Linked DNA regions of Homo sapiens: region 2 is linked to region 1. A link is a contact called in ENCODE Hi-C or POLR2A ChIA-PET data. All regions are on one chromosome and are shown on one strand. Each heading gives the region's core, a stretch centred on a gene start or an enhancer-like site at or near the end of the contact. The rest is flanking DNA. Distances are from core to core; before and after follow the strand shown.

Region 1 (6,379 bases), core at 909-3,408:
TTTTATTCTTGAAAGATCTGATTACCAGCCTTTGCAATGTTTCAGGAAAATATTTCAGGACACACTGATAATTTGCATGAGTTTGAGAGGTGTTTTTGCAGCTTTTCCAAAACAGAAAAGAAATAAAAAGAGAGGATGGTTTGTTATTCCAAGAGGTAGAAATGCAAAAGGAGTCAGAATATCTTGAAAAAGAAGAAAATGTTTTGGCTTTCTGGCTTGTTGCTGTGTAATTATTTTAAAATATTTCAAATGACTACTTTGCTAAATTTTCTTTTCCTATAGCAACTTGAGATAAACATGTGAAAGTGATTGTTCTGACTCTTGTTCCCCAATTCATGTTTATTTATTTATTTTGCTAAATATAACTGTATTTAGAGAAAACCCAGGATTCTCTTTGAAGTTCCAGCCAGAACCTTAAAGCCTCTGAAAAGGCATCAAGGGAAAAACAAAAACAAAAACAAAAACAAAACTCAGCCTTGGTGATGGCCACACCCAAAATGATGCCTACCTTCTCTCTTCCCAGAAAAAAAAGTTTATTTGGATAAAGCTCTTAAGCTATTTCTTTCTTGTTCTAGTGAGAACCTGTAGCTAGTCCTCCTTAAACTCCCTTTCTCCTAAGCCAAATGGATAGACACCTGTAAAAAGTAGAGTCAAATAGCAACAACTCTGGAACTGAGACAGGAATCCTAGATCTGATTTGCTGTGTGATCTTGGATAAGATAGTTAACCTCTCTGTGCCATAATTTCCTCATCTACAAAATAAGGGTTATAAATGTACATACTCCGTAGAGCTCACTGAGTGTTCACAAAAATCCCACCTACTTACAAAAAGTCACTTATTAGTTATGTACCTGGCATATAACTAATACTTGATAAATGCTAACAATTATTGGTTTCCTATATGCAGCCTCCTACCTCTAAATGCAATACCTCTTCTAGGATACAGATTTTGTAGTAAACTCTGTAAATTTCCTATTTCCAAAGTTGTTTATATTTTTAAATTATTCACATTAGGAATATTTTGTTTATTTTCACATCACAATTTTTTTGCAGGCATTGCTTGAGAACCAATTTATTCTTGATCATCTTTTTTGATGTGATGCTTATCAGTAATCCCTGAAGAAATCTAATTTAAAAAAAAGCTTCAACATCTATAGCTGTCTATGTTGGATTTATTTGCATTAGCTATTTAGATGAGTCTCTCTAGCTTGGCATTTGTCACCTTTTTTTAACTTTTTTCTTCCCAGGAGATCAACATCTTTGCATCCTTCTATCAGTACTTTGAATCTTGTATTTCACTTGAATGCCCAGCCCCGCGTCAGCGATGAGATATTGATTTCTTCTTGTTGTCATTTAACATTCTCATGGAGACCCTGGCGGACCAATTTACAAATGATTGCTAAAGTGCTTTGGCAAATCGTGGTGTTTTTGACAGAGAAAGAAAAATACAGACTATGAAAATTTTGTACCTTTCAATGGGGTTCACTTAATGCCATGCAGCCTTTCTCCTCATGAGCATTTTCGGTCACCACTAAAGATCCTGTTTGGCTTCTTTGATCCTGCGATGCACAGGGCTCCCTCCTCCAGGCAGGATGTCTCATCTCCGGACTTTGTGGACTGGGGTTGATTCTTTCACGCCCAGGGGGCCTCACCTCCGGGCCTGCTCCTTTCTTAGAGGTTAGTCTTTGCGTGAGCAGGCACACTTGTTCTGAAACCACCACCATGGGGTTAATTTGCAGATCCTCAACCCACCAGGCAGACTCCACTTTCTGACCCCATCTGTCAGACGCTGAAATTCATGGTCCTTCCCAGGGCAGAAGCCACGAGCCACAGAGCAAAGCTGCCATCACTTTGTATATTTCAGGGTTATTTATTAGGCCTTGGCTTGGAAGTCTAGCCAGGAGGTTTTCACTCAGGGTCTGTTTGCCTTACGCAGTCTGTCTCTGAAGTGCAATTTGGAGATACAGAGACGTCAGGGTAATTTTCCATCCTCTGGTGACAGTGTTATTATTGAGAAGGAAGGATGAGGGCCGCTTGCTGTGCTAATGACTGCTTCTCATTTCATAGGCTCCAGGAGACCCAGGCTGTAAACGACTGCACATAGTCAGGTTCCCCCAGAGCCTCACATGGAGTTCCTCGCCCTGGGGAAGTGATGTTAATGGTTTTCTTTGCAAATCCCTCTCCCACCCACTTTCCTGACAGGATTATAGAATCCCTGTGTCTAGACACCCTGGGAGCTCTGAGGATTTCCTGAGCCTGTTTTCACTCACTCATTGTGATATCTCCTATGGAGGCTGAGTCAACACCCAGTATTGTGAGTATTGGGGGCGTAAAGGAGATGTTAGGATCATAACCTAAAAGTCCCTGCCTCCCACCCGCAGCCCCCTCCCTGACCCTGTGACCCATCACGCTAGCCTTCTGCACCCTTTGATTCTGTGCTTTTCAGAGCCCCGAGAAAGCTCCGAGCCTAGAATGCTGCTCCTTTCCCCTCTTCATCTCCTCAATGTCCACCCATCCTGTGTCACCAGTCATCAGAGAAGCCTCTGTGCCTCCACCCCAGAAGAGGTCAGGCTGGAAAGCTCTTAGAACCTCTAGTTTGCTTCCTTCAGTGCCTTTCTTCTATTTCATATTTGCGTGAGAATGTGCCTGGCCTCTTCCACCCGAGGAACCTGAGAGGCTCCTGTGAGCTAGGGCAGGCTTGAGGCTCTGCTCACCAGCGCATTCAGCAGGGAGGAGAGGCTGGCACATGCAAATTCCTTTCTTTAGTCATCTTTATTGTATGAATGGCTGCGAGGGAGTAGCCTCGGGGTATTCAGTGGGGAACTGTGAGTCAGTAGAGGGGTATATAATAGGTACTCACCTGAAAATGGTCTTTTGTCTTTCAGTTTACCCCTGGGAAAGGGTGAAAAAAAGGAGCTGCTACATGGTGGGTTACTTGAGTGTAGGAAGGAGAACAGGCATAGGATCCATTCACGTTTACTCTTCTTGACGTGATATATGCATGTGAATAGCCTTTAGGAGCAAACTCAACACTCAGCTAAATTGTAGTGCATGTCATTTCCAACAGACCCTTAGACTATTAGAAAGGGCAAGATGATTGTCTGTTTCAGCGTTGACATGTGTGTGCACACAGAACTCTTTATGTAGAAGAGATAATGTATCAAGTGGGGTAAAAAATGGAATCACTGAAAAAAAATTATGTTTTTCCATGGAAGGGTAATTATTGCCCAAAATAGAGCACAGATCAAAACATCTTAATTCTTTGCCATTCTCTTTTGGATTGTAAAAATCCCTGTACTCTCTATATTTGCCATGTCAATGACCCAAACGCCCAGGCATTGCAGGAATGTGGCAGAGTTTGAGTTGAGTCTTACGTATTCATTTAGAAAATACTTACCAGGCAGTGGCCACGTGCTGGGTACTCTGATCATGTTTCAGGGTCATGCAAGACACAGTTCCTGTCCTCAGATGGCATGGGGTGATGTGAAGAGCCTGGGGTTTGGAATCACACCACTTTAAATTGGAATTACAAATCTACCATTTACCAGCAGCATAAACTGGGACAAGATGTTTAATCTCCCTCATTCCCACTTCCTACATCTGTAAAGTGAGGTTAATGCTGCTTATCTCATAAGATAGTTTTGAAGACTAAATAAGACACAACCATGTATAAAGAAAGTCAGATCGCCGCATGCCCTCAGTCAAAACCCTTCAAAGGGTTGTTAGGAAATTGGGAATAGAGTTTGAAATTCTTTGTGCTGCTACACGATCTGACCTTTGTCTGCCTCTCTGTCCATCTGTCTGGTTTTTGCTGCCTTGCTCTGTGTGCTCCCAGTGTGCTGGCCTCCTCCCTGCATCTCCAGCCTCCCAAGCATCTTCCTGCCTCAGGACCTTTGTGCTGGCTGCTTCCTCTGGCTGGAACAGTTTTGCTTCCAATAATCACAAGCCTTTTGCTCACATTAATCAAGTCTCTCCTCCAGAGGCATCTCCGCAAGAGTTCTTTCCTGCCCTCCAGCCTGAAATATCTCCCATCACTCCGAATTCTTTAACCTACTTTCTTTCTCTTTATAGCCATAATTCCTATCTGACGTTACGTGATATGTCTATTTGCTTCCTGTCTGTCTGAAAACTCTGATGAAGGCGGGGCACAGTGGCTTGTACCTGTAATCCCAGCACTTTGAGAGGTCAAGGAGGGAGAATCATTTGAAGACAGGTGTTTTGAGACCAGTCTGGACACCATAAAGAAACCTCATCTCTATGAAAAAAAAAAAAAGGCGAGACATGCGATTGTGCCTGTAGTCCCAGCTACTCGGGAGGCTGAGATGGGAGGATCATTTGAGTCTAAGAGTTTGAGGCTGCAGTGATCCATGATTGCTCTACTGCACTCCAGTCTGGGTGACCCTGTCTTAAAAACAAACAAGCAACAACAACAAAACTCCATGATAACAGGAGTTATTATTTTTCCATTGCTGTCTCCCCAGTTCCTGGAACAGTGCCTGGTACCCAAGTATTTCCTGAATGAATAAATGATGAAGATTTCTTTGCCGAGTGCTTGGAGTATAGTAGGAACTCAATTAATGTCAGTTATCTTGCTTCACGTTTCTCAGCAAGGAGCTTAAACTTTAGAGCTGAAGATAAGACAGTGTGAGATGGATTTTTTTTTTTTGGATTTAGTTAAGCCACATGGATCTTTTTATATCCCAATAACGACACAGTGCAGAGCCTAAGAGAAAGTGAATTTTCACTTTATGTTTTAACCAATTTGTTCCACATAAAGTATGTCTGGGGTGATAAGAGCAAGAGTTAGGAAAAAAATAAAGCACTAGAACAATTCATGGAATTTGCTTATTAGTTCTTGTCCTCTCTAGCAGGGCTTGCCTTGAAAGAAGGAGCTGACTAGAGAGAAAGAGCTACATTGACTCTGCAGGAGTAAACACCACAATTAAAAGTTTCCTTTAATGAATCCTGTGTGAATCTCCCTATTGAAAGATGCATGAATGGAAGCTATTTCTGTCCCTTGCTTTATGAATGAATTGTATGGAGATGTTTCTTTGCTATAGTGAAAGGCATCCCACATAGAGCACATGCTTCGTGTCTGCACCTCACTAATTGACTCATGAGTTTATGGGGTGCCGATTATGTGCCCGGGGTGGTGGGTGGAGAATGGGGAACTGGGGAAGAAACACCTTGGCAGGTGCTCTGAGAGTGCATTAGGGGAACCTGGATCAGATACGAAGGGGATAGGTTAGGGAAGACTTGTCAGAAAGTATGTTTGAGCTGAGATTTCAAAATTAATAGACATTAACTCGGCAGAGGGTGGTATTGGGACAGTGGTTCAGAATGAAAGGCATTCTAGGCAGAGGAAAATTTGAGAAAGTGGATCCTGGGTTCATAACCTGTCTCTTCCACTATGGAGACCCATCTCTCTCTGTGCCTCAGTGTCTCCAAACGTAATAAGAAGGGTTGGATTAAATGGTTTTTGAAAAGTTCTATACAGATGGGAATTCTGTTTGATCATACAGGGCACTATTTTCCTTTTCCTCTACCTTCCTGTGCCCTTCCTTTCCTACTATGTGCATTTTCCCTTTCCTTCCTTCTTTGACCCTTCTCTGCCCCCTCCCTTTTATTTTTAGTTATGTGGCCAATCACCAAGGGCAACAGGGAATATTATTTAATGTCTTTGAGAACACTTTGGGCAGAAGGAGTGGCAGATTGCTTCATTAACATTTATTCTCAAATTTGAATAGGGAGAATAAAAATTTTAGAGACAGAATAGTAAGTGGGCACACTAAATCTTAGGGTGGTAGAAAGGAAAATTGAGTTCCATAGTAGCAACATTTGGGTAAAGAGGAGATTCTTTTATTGGGTGAATAATCACTCTGTAATTAATCACTCTGTTAGTATAATCATTAACACTGCAAAGGGGTTCAGAGTATGCAACCCCCAAATATGCCACTTGAGCATGAAGATTATTTTGAGCTGAAGGCAATTCAAAAACAGCAGATGCAAACAAAGCTCTCTATCCTCCTCCTTTCTGCCTACATGCAGGGCATAAATTTCCATTTGTGAAGGTGTCCCCCACATTTCTCCCATACCAAAAATAGAAGACTCTTATCATGGGAGATGGCACTGACTTGAATCTGCACAAACAAACCTTACTGAAATAATCCTTTTCTTCCTTTAGTTTTCCCTGTATAATGACCTTTCCAGAATTTACCACCCCTAAAAACCCAAACTCTTTTCCTTTGTCCAGTCACTTCTCCACACATTTATCACTCTTTGTTAAAATGGTATGTAAGCTCTCAGGCCTAACTACATCTTTGGATTATCACTTCCTTTTCTATGAGAGGTACCTATAAACATAAAAATATTAATATCA
Region 2 (6,501 bases), core at 1,430-3,929, 130 kb after region 1:
GCCTGAGCTCTCTGCACAAAGGAAGAAAATTGGCTCTTGCTGATAATGTATGTGTCTTAGTCTGTTGGGGCTTTGTATTCGTTCGTTTTCACTTTGCTATAAAGAACTACCTGCAACTGGGTAACTTATAAGTAAAAGAGATTTAATTGACTCACAGTTCTGCATGGCTGGGGAGGTCTCAGGAAACTTCCAATCATGGCAGAAGGCAAAGGAGAAGCAAGGCATGTCTTACATGCTGGTAGGAGAGAGGGAGAGAGAGAAGGGGGATGCACTGTACACTTATCCAACAACCAGTTCTCATGAGAACTCTATCAGGAGAACAGCAAGGGGGAAATCCTCCTCCATAACTCAATCACCTCCCATCAGGCCACTTCTCCAACAGGTGGGGATTAAAATTCAACATGATGTTTGGGTGAGGACACAGAGCCAAACCATACCAAGCTTCCATAACAAAATAGAATAGAATAGACAGAGTGGCTGGAAGGACAGGAATTTATTTCTTATAGTTCTGGAGGCTGGGAAGTCCAAGATCAAGGTTCTGACACATCCCATGCTTGGCAAGGGCCTGCTTCCTGGCTTGTAGATGGCAGCCTTCTTGCTGTGTACTTGTGAAGGGAGAGCTCTTGTGTCTTCTTTTCTTATAAGATAAACTTATGTCATCATGAGGGCACCACCCTCATGGACTTATCATTACCTAATAACCTCCCAAAGGCCCTGCCTCCAAACACCATTACCCTGGGGTTTCTGCACCAACATATGAATTTAGGAGTGAGGCACGAATGTTCAATCTCCAGTAGTCCCTCCTATCATGTGGCCTTTCAGAGCCGGCTTTATTTCTGAACACTCTAATCACCCTGCAGTGGAGGAACGGTAGACAATAAGATCTCCAAAGATTCTGCCAACCAAATAAATGTACCTTAATTTCCATTACTTTAGGACCCTAGGAGCCACAGCAGGAGACAGGTCCCAGGAGCCAAAGTAACTATAAAATTGTCTGGAAGTTCAAAGAAACAAAGGATCAATGAGGGATGAAGTAAATTCACACTGAGGGATGGCTTGTCCCGAGCCTGGAGGAAGTGTTGGTTGGATGAGCGGAGAGAGACAAACTTGGTATTACAGATCACGCAGCTGCTGTGCTTCCTCAGCAATAAAACCACAAAAGAGACATGCTTAATCTCCCTGAATCTCAGTTCCCTAAAGCACATGCCTGAAAATGCTCAGAGACCCATCAAGAAAAGCTACTGGGCTCCTATGTACCTGGACTGGGGCCACAAAAAACCCTCAGAAGGCAATCGAGAAATCAGGACTTTGATTTTTAATGACGGTGGGAAAACGCCAGGAGAAGGATGGGCAGAAAAAGAAAGATGAAAGATTTTAAGCATCTCTGATGAAAGAGCCTGAGTGAGGTGCATGTGAAAAGAGGTGGATGAGAGACACAGAAAGCAAAAGTAATGAGGCAGTGCCAGTGGAGGTGGGGAAGAGAGCAGGCATCAAAAGAGGAGGGTGTCCTGTGAAGTGCAAAGGTGGGGAAGTGCGTGCCAGAGACCAGCTATGCAGGGCTCCCACTGGCTGGCTGCTCCCTCCTTGGAGAGAGGAGAGATTGGCTCATCTCTATGACTTGTACGGCTCGGGCCTCTGAGTGGGCAGAAGGGATAGGTGCAGGATTTGGCTAATGACTGTCTGGTCTTCACCATTTCTCTGTATATTCTGGAGAGCAAGGGTTAAGGAGAGCTGCTTTATTTTGCCTACCCAGGATCCATTTCTTCCTCCTCTGCTCACAGCAGATTTCCATCTGGGAGCCCCGCTTACCAATGCTTTGCTTCCTTCCACCATTACTCCAAAGCTGGGCACATTACCCAGGTTTTGCCCATGAGATACAGGATCAACTAAGTGGTTGGCTTGGGAGTTGACATGGGACCCAAACTGGACCAATCATGCCAACATCATCAACTCCAAGACTTGGCTAGAATGATGGAAGATAGGTCCTCTTTTTCTCCTGTGGCTAAGCTAAGTAGGATGTCATTCTGAAGCTCCTACTGCGTGGGGAGAGTGTGAGAATGCAACAATAGGAGGAACCTAGGCTGGGCTTAGCTTGGGGGGCAGGGGGCGGGGTTGAGGGCCTGGATTCAGCAGCGCTTGAGGCTGGACATATCCTTGGGCATCTCCGAATTATGGATCCCCACATTCCTGTTGTTCCTCAAGAATGCCTGAGCTGGATTTCTGTCACTGAAAGCGTCTTAATACAGTTTCCACCTCTTCCGGTGGCAAGCTCACTCTCTGCCCAGGTTTCTTTGAGTATACTAGTTTGATTTCTTCCCGTGGCCACTGCCCAAATCCAGGGCCTTGATGTGTGGTTTGAATCCTAGCTCTTCTATTTCCTAAATGTAAGGCTTTGAGTAAGTTACTCAAACTCTCTGTTTCCTCATCTGTAAAATGGGGACAGCACTATCTCATCAGGTTGTCTGGGAAACTAAATGAGCCCATTGATGTCAATTGCTTAGAAATGTGTCTAGCACATAGTAAGCACTCAAATAAGCATTAGCTAGCTGGTGCCATGTCTTATCCTGCATGCCGACCCAGGAGGAGATGCAAAACAGTTGCCACCGCCAAATGGTCTCCCCCGCTGAGCCTGCACTTAGAATGCTGGGTTGACACAAACTTGGCTTTCCTCCCACACCTCCTGTTACTTTTAAAGCATGCAAAGGGCAAAGTGAGTAAGCGTTGATATGTGGGCCAGGATCCCAGGGTGCAGCCAGCCATGGCCCCAGGGAGGTGGGGGGGGGGATCTGCCCTGCCTTTCTGGCAGCAGGAAAGGCGTGGGCTCTGAAGGGGCACCACAGCCTGCAGGGCAGAGGCTGTCAGTCAACGGGAAGAGTTTTCCGAGGCTGGGCATTGAGCAGCTTCAAAGAGGACAGAACATAAGTACCTTTATTCTTTGAAACTTCTCTGAGATGCCTGGAGCCATATTCAAAAGTTATTTGTGGGTCTATTGGCTGCATAGTAATTGACTTACGCACCCCTGAGAATTCAGTCTCACTATGGTTTTCCGCCTCTTTATCTTAATTTTTGAAATCTTAAATTGTCCTTATAAAAAAAAAAAAAAAGACAGGCTGGGCGTGGTGGGTCATGCCTGTAATCCCAGCACTTTGGGAGGCCAAGGCAAGTAGATTGCTTGAGCCCAGGAATTCAAGACCAGCTTGGGCAACATGGTGAAACCCCATCTCTACTAAAAATATGAAAATAACTAGCTGGGCATGGTGGTGTACTCCTGTAGTCCCAGCTACTTGGGAGGCTGAGGCGAAAGGATCACCTGAGCCTAGGAGGTCGAGGCTGCAGTGAGCCAAGATCACGCCAATGCACTCCAACTTGGGTGACAGAGCAAGGCCCTGTTTCAAAAAAAAAAAAAGACAAAAGGCAAACTTTTGGGGGAGAATAAGTTAAGAAACTCTGTTGTCTCAAACAGTCTACTTGCTGGGACTATTCCTGCAGTAATGAGACCATTTCTCTTTGACATATGTCAGGGTAGCCCTCCAAATGCCCAGGATTCATTTCAATTCCCCTCATGTCAGAACACATGAGTCCTTTCTTTATGGACCCTCCACTCGCCCTGTTACCATAGAAACCACTGCCTGTGTCAGCACCTTGGAGAGGGTAGGAAGGAGGCATGAGCCGCCGTCATAGCAACACGCATCTCCACAGCAGCAGCCCACGCTCCGTGCCATCTTGTCTCCGAAGAGGAGGAATGGTTGTTGGGGATACCCGAATACTTTCCCCAGTCTGAGAAGAGAGAGCTCAATAACTTGACCCTTGCCAGTAATTCTGGCAGCTCTGCCTGGGATGGAAGAATCAGAAAGTTCATTTTCAAAGTGTTAAGATGACCATATAGGCCAGAATGCATCGGAAGCCATAAGACCAGCAAGGCCACCTGTCATTGTTGAAAGGGTTCAGGTGTTCATACTGATGTTTATGCTAACATTGTTCTCACATGACTAATACAGCATTGCAGTTAAGAGCATAAGCCCAGGAACCTGACTCCCTGGATTGGAATTCTGGCTTTGCCACTAACTGGCTGTGTCACTGTATGAGTCCATTCTCACATGGCTATAAAGACATACCTGAGACTGGGTGATTTACAAAGAAGTGAGGTTTCTTTCTAAGTTGGCATACAGTTCCATAGGTTGTGCAGGAAGCACGGCAGCATCTTCTTCTGGGGAGCCCTCAGGAAACTTACAATCATGGCGGCAGGCAACGGGGAGCCAGGTGTCTTATATGGTGGAGCAGGAGCAAGGGGCCGGGGGAGGGTGACACACACTTTTAAAACAACCAGATGTCGTGATAACTCACTCTTTCACTATCTTGAGAACAGCAGTGAGGGGATGGTGCTAACCTATTCATGAGAACTCCACCCCCATAAGCCAATCACCTCCCATCAGGGCCAACCTCCAACACTAGGGATTACAATTTGACATGAGATTTGGGTGGGGACACAGATCCAAACCACATCAGTTACCTTGGATAAGTCAACTTTGTGTCTCGATTTTCTTTTTTTTTTTTTTTTTTTCATTATACTTTAAGTTTTAGGGTACATGTGCACATTGTGCAGGTTAGTTACGTATGTATACATGTGCCATGCTGGTGTGCTGCACCCACTAACTCGTCATCTAGCATTAGGTATATCTCCCAATGCTATCCCTCCCCCCTCCCCCCACCTCACCACAGTCCCCAGAGTGTGATATTCCCCTTCCTGTGTCCATGTGATCTCATTGTTCAATTCCCACCTATGAGTGTGAATATGCAGTGTTTGGTTTTTTGTTCTTGCGATAGTTTACTGAGAATGATGATTTCCAATTTCATCCATGTCCCTACAAAGGACATGAACTCATCATTTTTTATGGCTGCATAGTATTCCATGGTGTATATGTGCCACATTTTCTTAATCCAGTCTATCATCGTTGGACATTTGGGTTGGTTCCAAGTCTTTGCTATTGTGAATAATGCCGCAATAAACATACGTGTGCATGTGTCTTTATAGCAGCATGATTTATAGTCATTTGGGTATATACCCAGTAATGAGATGGCTGGGTCAAATGGTATTTCTAGTTCTAGATCCCTGAGGAATCGCCACACTGACTTCCACAATGGTTGAACTAGTTTACACTCCCACCAACAGTGTAAAAGTGTTCCTATTTCTCCACATCCTCTCCAGCACCTGTTGTTTCCTGACTTTTTAATGATTGCCATTCTAACTGGTGTGAGATGGCATCTCATTGTGGTTTTGATTTGCATTTCTCTGATGGCCAGTGATGATGAGCATTTTTTCATGTGTTTTTTGTCTGCATAAATGTCTTCTTTTGAGAAGTGTCTGTTCATGTCCTTCGCTCACTTTTTGATGGGGTTGTTTGTTTTTTTCTTGTAAATTTGTTTGAGTTCATTGTAGATTCTGGATATTAGCCCTTTGTCAGATGAGTAGGTTGCAAAAATTTTCTCCCATTTTGTAGGTTGCCTGTTCACTCTGATGGCGGTTTCTTTTGCTGTGCAGAAGCTCTTTAGTTTAATTAGATCCCATTTGTCAATTTTGTCTTTTGTTGCCATTGCTTTTGGTGTTTTGGACATGAAGTCCTTGCCCATGCCTATGTCCTGAATGGTAATGCCTAGGTTTTCTTCTAGGGTTTTTATGGTTTTAGGACTAACGTTTAAATCTTTAATCCATCTTGAATTGATTTTTGTATAAGGTGTAAGGAAGGGATCCAGTTTCAGCTTTCTAAATATGGCTAGCCAGTTTTCCCAGCACCATTTATTAAATAGGGAATCCTTTCCCCATTGCTTGTTTTTCTCAGTTTTGTCAAAGATCAGATAGTTGTAGGTATGTGGCATTATTTCTGAGGGCTCTGTTCTGTTCCATTGATCTATATCTCTGTTTTGGTACCAGTACCATGCTGTTTTGGTTACTGTAGCCTTGTAGTATAGTTTGAAGTCAGGTAGTGTGATGCCTCCAGCTTTGTTCTTTTGGCTTAGGATCGACTTGGCGATGCGGGCTCTTTTTTGGTTCCATATAAACTTTAAAGTAGTTTTTTCCAATTCTGTGAAGAAAGTCATTGGTAGCTTGATGGGGATGGCATTGAATCTGTAAATTACCTTGGGCAGTATGGCCATTTTCACGATATTGATTCTTCCTACCCATGAGCATGGAATGTTCTTCCATTTGTTTGTATCCTCTTTTATTTCCTTGAGCAGTGGTTTGTAGTTCTCCTTGAAGAGGTCCTTTACATCCCTTGTAAGTTGGATTCCTAGGTATTTTATTCTCTTTGAAGCAATTGTGAATGGGAGTTCACTCATGATTTGGCTCTCTGTCTGTTGTTGGTGTATAAGAATGCTTGTGATTTTTGTACATTGATTTTGTATCCTGAGACTTTGCTGAAGTTGCTTATCAGCTTAAGGAGATTTTGGGCTGAGACAATGGGGTTTTCTAGATATACAATCATGTCGTCTGCAAACAGGGAC

What was found. A loop is a pair of places that touch in the nucleus more often than their neighbours do. ChIA-PET counts read pairs that join two places held with the same protein, here RNA polymerase II (POLR2A). Pooled maps may share reads with other maps.
Region 2: a loop to region 1 is called in a map of PC-9, with 5 times the contacts of the local background. The contact joins the enhancer-like site here to the promoter of LINC02192 in region 1. A Hi-C loop is called at or near these places in 1 of 168 maps with a recorded cell type or tissue (PC-9) and 1 of 50 pooled maps. POLR2A ChIA-PET finds 5 or more read pairs at or near these places in 1 of 52 experiments (activated CD8-positive, alpha-beta memory T cell).

Annotation. Positions count from the first base shown.
Region 1 is chr16:47,884,972-47,891,350 of GRCh38, forward strand. LINC02192 (long intergenic non-protein coding RNA 2192) reads right to left here and starts at 2,159. Exons shown (of 2, transcript NR_110649.1): 1 at 1,470-2,159. All of the region lies in intron 4 of LINC02133 (long intergenic non-protein coding RNA 2133), which reads left to right. RefSeq lists enhancers at 1,903-3,102, 2,643-3,457, 3,458-4,271.
Region 2 is chr16:48,010,917-48,017,417 of GRCh38, forward strand. No RefSeq gene overlaps it. Among named protein-coding and RNA genes, the nearest start is that of LINC02134, 48 kb to the left of the region's middle. RefSeq lists an enhancer at 2,268-2,769. Within about 2 kb of position 2,680, at least 2 of the 41 ENCODE cell types and tissues checked have a DNase peak (open chromatin) inside an H3K27ac peak, as active enhancers do; they include PC-9, where a contact is called at or near this core.